Linked DNA regions of Mus musculus: region 1 is linked to region 2. Evidence: chromatin loops called from intact Hi-C (ENCODE). Cell type or tissue: left cerebral cortex. All regions are shown on one strand. Links, peaks and the distances in the headings refer to the core of each region. The heading gives the core; the rest is flanking DNA.

Region 1 (2,910 bases), core at 227-2,726, 170 kb before region 2:
GTGGATCTACCCCTCCTCCTGGGCTTTGCCTGTGAAATCTATCCTGCCTTCCAGTCTTTGGTACAGATACATGTGCCTGTGTTCTGTGACCCACCGCACCCCCACCCTCACCCCTACCCCCAGTCTTCCTCCCAGTCATTTTCTCTTTGCTACTCAGGCCACTGACATCACCACGAAATTTTCCTGATTCCCTAATAAATGCAGAACTTTGAACTGGGGCCCCACCTCTGTCTCCTTCTTTAACCCCAAATCACCCTCTGCATCCTTCCCAGGGCAAACTAATCATGCCGCTTCCCAATATAGAACAAGTGTATGAAACTACACAGCCTGTGGCATAATCACAAGCCTTTTGTTGAGTGTCTGTGGGTGAGGAGACACTGAGCGTGTGAATGTGAATCTGTGGTAGACACCCTTGTGCCTCCGTGCACAGTTGTGTGAGTATGTGGGCGTGTTCATGTGAAGGCTGAAGTTGACATCAGGTGTCTTTCTAAATTGTTTCTCTACTAATGTTTATTGGAGCAGGGTCTCATACTGAGCCCAGGGACCTCCAATTTCTGCTAGAATAGATAGCCAGCTTACCCCAGGGACTCCTTGTCTCTTCCTCTGCTGGGATTACAGGATGGCCACCATGCCTGCTCAGCTTTGATGTGGGCCCTGGGGATCTGACCTCTGGAATTCATTTCACCCACCAAGCCATCTATTCCAACAGTAAGGATTTTAATCAGGAGATAGGGGGCTCTATTTCATCTGGCCTACCAAACAGCAGCTTATCACCAGTTCTGCCTCTCAGTGCAACTTTGAGAAGTACCATGGGAATTTTTTGGAAAGCCCCCTGCAACTTCTCATATCCTTGCCATCGACATCCTGTCTCTTTTGCATAGAACCCCTTCCCTATGTTTCTCTACCTGGCAAGCTCCTAGTTATCCTGTAATGTCAGGCATGCCTTCACAAGACACAGCCAACAGATTACCTCATGTCATCGTGATTAATGATGGGCCTCTCCAGTATACTGGCTGCCAAGGCAGCTTCTGGCACTTGGCGCTTCACACGGCGACGCTAACTTTGCCTGATACATCTTTCTTAGAAGATCCCAGTGATCGGATTGAAGAAGTTCCGATGATAATGTACATGTACGAGCAAGGTGCTACAAGCTGAATTCATTCGGTATTTGTGTTACAGCAAATTCATAGTCATTCAAGCTCTGTCAAGGGTTTACTGTGGTGAAGATACTGTAGTCGATCCTAGGTAATTCGAGGGCGTGAGACTTCTCAGTAGAGCTATCAGGGAAAGAGACTGTTGCAGGTGTCAAGTTCTGGATTTGATGTCCTAGATATTCTCCATATACACACCTAAATGAGGACACCAGCTTGTTAGGCATTCACCAGTACGAGAGCCAACAAATGCAGCCATGGAGGAGTCTGAGCAGCAGGGGGCAGTGCAGCAAAGCAGAGACCTAAATCAGGAGCTCTCTTGAATTAATATCGGTCAAACTAAACCTTCCCGAGTTATTTGTGAAAATTTACATCCTTGCCTTTGGGGACCAAACTAGATCTATTCATCCTCCTTTTGTGGCTTTGTAAACAGTGTGCCTCCTGTGACCTGCTACCCTCTCCCTGATACCTCTTTCTCTGCCAAGCGAGGCCCTGAGAGCATTGCACAACCGCTCATATGACTTTCTGGGTTGAAAATGTCTCCAGCTGAGTGCAAAATCATCTGAAAAGCAAATCAGACAGAGGAACATTTTCTCTCTCTCTCTCTCTCTCTCTCTCTCTCTCCCTCTCTCTCTCCCTCCCTCCCTCCCTCCCTCCCTCCCTCCCTCCCTCCCTCCCTCCTTCCCTCCCTTCCTTCTTCTCACTTACTTGAGACTCTGCTTGTATGGGGATCAGAGCACCATGTGGGAGTGGCAATAGCATAAAGTCACTGAGTCCTTGGCTTAGCTTTTCTTGGGTTTCTCTCTGGCCTGCATCTCTGTTTTGTTTGGACATGGGGCAGGGAGTAAGGGAAACCACAGAATAGTGTGTGTCGTCAGGATTTTGACACACAGCACTGCACATAGCTATCAAGCATGCTTTGGACACCAGAGTCCATCAAGAGTTAGCTATTACAGTGCAGTGGCCATTGAAGAAAGTAGAAAGGGCAACACAACTGTGCTTCCTGATGAATTTGCTCTGAATAGCCCAGCATCAAGAGTCTTGAAATAGTCAAAATGGCCTGGGCTCAAGGACTGCTCAGACTTAGCTCTGTTCATAACTCAGGAGCTACCTACCTAAGAATGAAGCCTTAGGCAAACTAGATTGTTTCAGCCCAGGTTGCTAGGAGATAGTAAGAGGTTGATGCCCACCTCCTTCACCAGGGTGGCTGTGAGGACGATGGAAGTTGTTCTGTGCCTGTCAAAGAGTGAGCATCTGAAAGGGCAAGACTGAGTAATTGTGTTCACGTCTAGCATTTGTAGAATTCACAGTGATAGAAATTATTTATTCTCTGTGCACTAATTTGAGTATTTGAGACCTTAGACTGGCATCTTTAATGTTTCCTCCCTCTCCATCTAGACCCCTATATTGATACTGTGGCACTTAGGGTCATGAGACTTCTCAGCAGCTCCATGGTGCCGAGGGTGAATTTTCAGTGTCTTCATAGCTCTGATGGTTAGAGGATTTCTGGTAGAGTCGTGTTCCCATTCATGTCTGGTGAAGAAATGCAGGTGAAATGGCCAACCAGCAACCACAGAGCCCTTACTCTTAAGAGCTCTGAGCTCTTAAGCTCAGTGAGTCCAGGTAGTAAAGCAGTGAACACTAGTCCCCATGCAACAGAAGGAAAGCAATAGTCGCCAATGTGTTTCCATTTTACCACCAAAGTGTCTTCTAAAAAGTCAGCCTTGGCGTTGCTTCTTGGTTTTGCTTCTCTGAGATA
Region 2 (2,910 bases), core at 194-2,693:
GTAACATTGAATAAAAATGAGATTATTTAAAGCATCTTCCTAACGTTGTAAATGTACTCTCAATGCTGATAGAATTAATTTGACCATTTTAAAGGTGCACATATGCATGCTGCAGGCTCTTCTCTTCCTAGTTAGTTTGTGACCCTTATTAAGATGTCTAGGGTTATTAAGACCTCACAGTAACTTTGTCTTCTTAATTGCGAAGAGCTAGCTCTTCAAATCCGGAAATGGTTAAAACGGTGGCCAGAGGTGGTACACCGCCCTGCCCTGGCCCGGCGCGGCGGGGGTTAAGGTGGGCGCCCGCGCCCCGCACCCGCCAGGATGAGCGCACAGTCCGTGCCTCCCGCCAGCCGGATCGCTTGGAGTCGGCAAGGAGAGAAAGTGGCGGTCAGGGATGGAGCTGCTGCCATGACAACCCCGGCGGTCGGGGCCCGCGCGCGTCGGGGCTGCTCCCGGGAGGAAGGCAGCGCGGAGGCCGGGGGCGGCCGCTGAGCGTGGCGTCCGCGGCTCCGGTGGTGCCGACTGCGCTTCGTCTTCTGCAGCGAGCCAGAGAGCGGGCTAGGGACCGCTGCGGTCCGCCCCTGCCGCGCCGCTCCAACCTTGCTGCTGCGCTGCAGAGACAGCCCAAGCTGCAGCGCGAATCTGGGCTCTGAGCAAGTTGACCGTGGCTCTGCGGCAGGATTCCCGAGTCCGGATTGCAGGAAGCCGGCTTAGCAGGCGCCTCCTTGCTCCCTCCGTGCCGCCTCTTGCGTGCTCTACTTTCCATCTGCTATTGTTCCAGATTGTTTCTGGCGCCGAGCCTTGCTCTGAAACTTAAGAAAGTGCTGGATTTCCTCTCGTTCGACTGAGGAATCGTAGACCACATCTGGGTAGCTGGATTCAACCCAGCCACAACCCCGTTGGATACCAAAGTGCTTACTCCTGTCCAAAGTGCCATGCCTGAACTGCTACGGGGAAGAGGCAGCTTCTGAGACCCGCACCTGTGCGCCTGCTTGCCTGCCTTGCGCTTCTCCTTCCTGGCCACCTTCCTGGCTACAGGCAGCACGGAGAAAGTCCGCCTCGGATGTGTGTGGAAACTGGTTCTCGGAGGCTGCGAGCTGAGGCTGGATTTAGGGGAGGAATATTAGACTTGGAGGAGTCTGCGCGCTTTTCTCCTCCCAGTGCATCGCGCGGTCGCCGCTAGTTCATCGCTGGGTCCCCGCGCTCACTCCCCACCCCACCCACTTCCTGTGCTCGCCCGGGGGGCGTGTGCGTGCCACTACCGGAGTTCTGGGAAGTTGTGGCTGTCGAGAATGGGGGTCTGTGGGTACCTGTTCCTGCCCTGGAAGTGCCTCGTGGTCGTGTCTCTCAGGCTGCTATTCCTTGTACCCACAGGAGTGCCGGTGCGTAGCGGAGATGCCACCTTTCCCAAAGCTATGGACAACGTGACGGTCAGGCAGGGGGAGAGCGCCACCCTCAGGTAGGGAACTGCCACTCTACTAAATGATGATTTGTTTCGGCTGGGGCAAAGGGGCAGGGGTGCGGGTGTGTGCTCTGGAGCAAGCCAGGGCTAGTGGAGAGATCCCTAGCTTGCTGCGCTGCACAATTCCTGGATGAGCTAACTGCTCTACCAAGGAATGTGGCAACCTCAGGGTAATGCTAGGGGAGAGCTGTGCTTTCCAAACCTGGCTCCTTTGACCCAAGGGTTTGTTAAAGGTGAGGGATAGCTGTCTTATTTTGAAGCCAATGGTCCTGCTACTGCCTTTTCCCGAGCCTGACAGCTATGGTGACCTGGGGCTTGGCTGAGACTCAGCATGGATGATCTCCCTGCTGAAGTTAATGAGTCCCAAAGCAGGGATCTGGCTTGGTGTGGATGCCCTCGCACTACCCGTGCCATTGAGAGTTGCCACAGGGTCTGGACTCTGCAAAAAAAAAAAACCTCTTTTCCTGAGCCTGGATTTTACTAACGTTTTTTTCCTGGGTTGTCTGTTCCATGATACGGTGGGCAGAGGCAGATGTGATTTCCTGTCTGAATGTGGCTTTTGGACACTGGTACCATGGACTGTGATTTGTCTGTGGAGAATGCCTTCTACACGAGTGGACCGTGCTCTGATTGTTATGCATGCTCACCAAAGCAGCATGTACAAAACTTGGCACTCAGCAAACCCTAAGCTTTAGTGTTGTGTTGGGTCGGTTCTGGGGTTGAGGGTTGCAAGCTCTGGGGAGGAGGAGGAGAAGAATCTTAGCTACATTTTGTGCTAAGTGGGGCAAGACTGTCTCCCTCGCGATATTGCTACTGAAGCACTGACTCCATTTCCAGTTGATAAAACCACACCACTCACAGGAGGGCTACACGCCGGATGATTGTAATGGGAAATTCTCATCTCTGGAATTTTTAAGGGAGCAAGCAACTCTCCGTACCTCTCCTTGACTTAGTGTGTCCTTTTTAATAAAGTTTTAAAAACTGGCCAATGGTACTGACTGCAGGCAACAGGAAACTATTTTCATCCTCTAACGTGGAGATTCTTGGGAAATGAACCTTGGCCTTGGTGCCAAATGTCCTGGTTCCATCAGTGATGAGCTTGGAGTACCTGTGGACTGTGCACAGGGTACCCACAGGACAGACGATCTTGGGGAGTGAGTGCTGATATTACAGAGTTGAGTTGTGAGGACATTTTCAAAAAATACACGTGATTTAAAGAAACCACACAAGGGGCTGCAAACATCCCCAAATCCTTTGTCTTTGAGGACCTAACTCTTATGACTCCAAGGAACTCCTGGTTACTTATTGTCACATGAATGAACTTTGTAGGGACTACTTTAGATTAAGATGAACTATCTGGTTTTAAATATGCATCGGTTCCAGACTTCTTCAAAACAAAGACAAACCTCTAAACAATATAGTCAAGAAAATTTAGTGTTCTGTAGATG

The links. Hi-C counts contacts between places; a loop is a spot of excess contacts. Peaks named below come from ENCODE experiments on the same cell type or tissue, not always from the same donor. Only the 100,000 strongest peaks of a DNase experiment are listed, where the experiment ranks them.
Region 1: it touches region 2 in a loop (12-fold over the local background); 6 of 42 quality-filtered maps call a loop at or near these places.

What each region holds. Positions count from the first base shown.
Region 1 is chr9:29,584,666-29,587,575 of GRCm38, reverse strand. It overlaps a transcript of Ntm not described here. Among named protein-coding and RNA genes, the nearest start is that of Gm15521, 47 kb to the left of the region's middle. In left cerebral cortex, for the core only: a CTCF peak has its summit at 1,427 (motif pointing right); DNase peaks (open chromatin) are centred at 411 and 1,413.
Region 2 is chr9:29,410,105-29,413,014 of GRCm38, reverse strand. Ntm (neurotrimin) reads left to right here and starts at 330. Exons shown (of 7, transcript NM_001357602.1): 1 at 330-1,459. The coding sequence starts at 1,293. In left cerebral cortex, for the core only: CTCF peaks have their summits at 1,255 and 1,454; DNase peaks (open chromatin) are centred at 1,188, 1,386, 1,787, 2,195 and 2 more places; H3K4me3 peaks cover 2,500 bases; H3K27ac peaks cover 2,414 bases.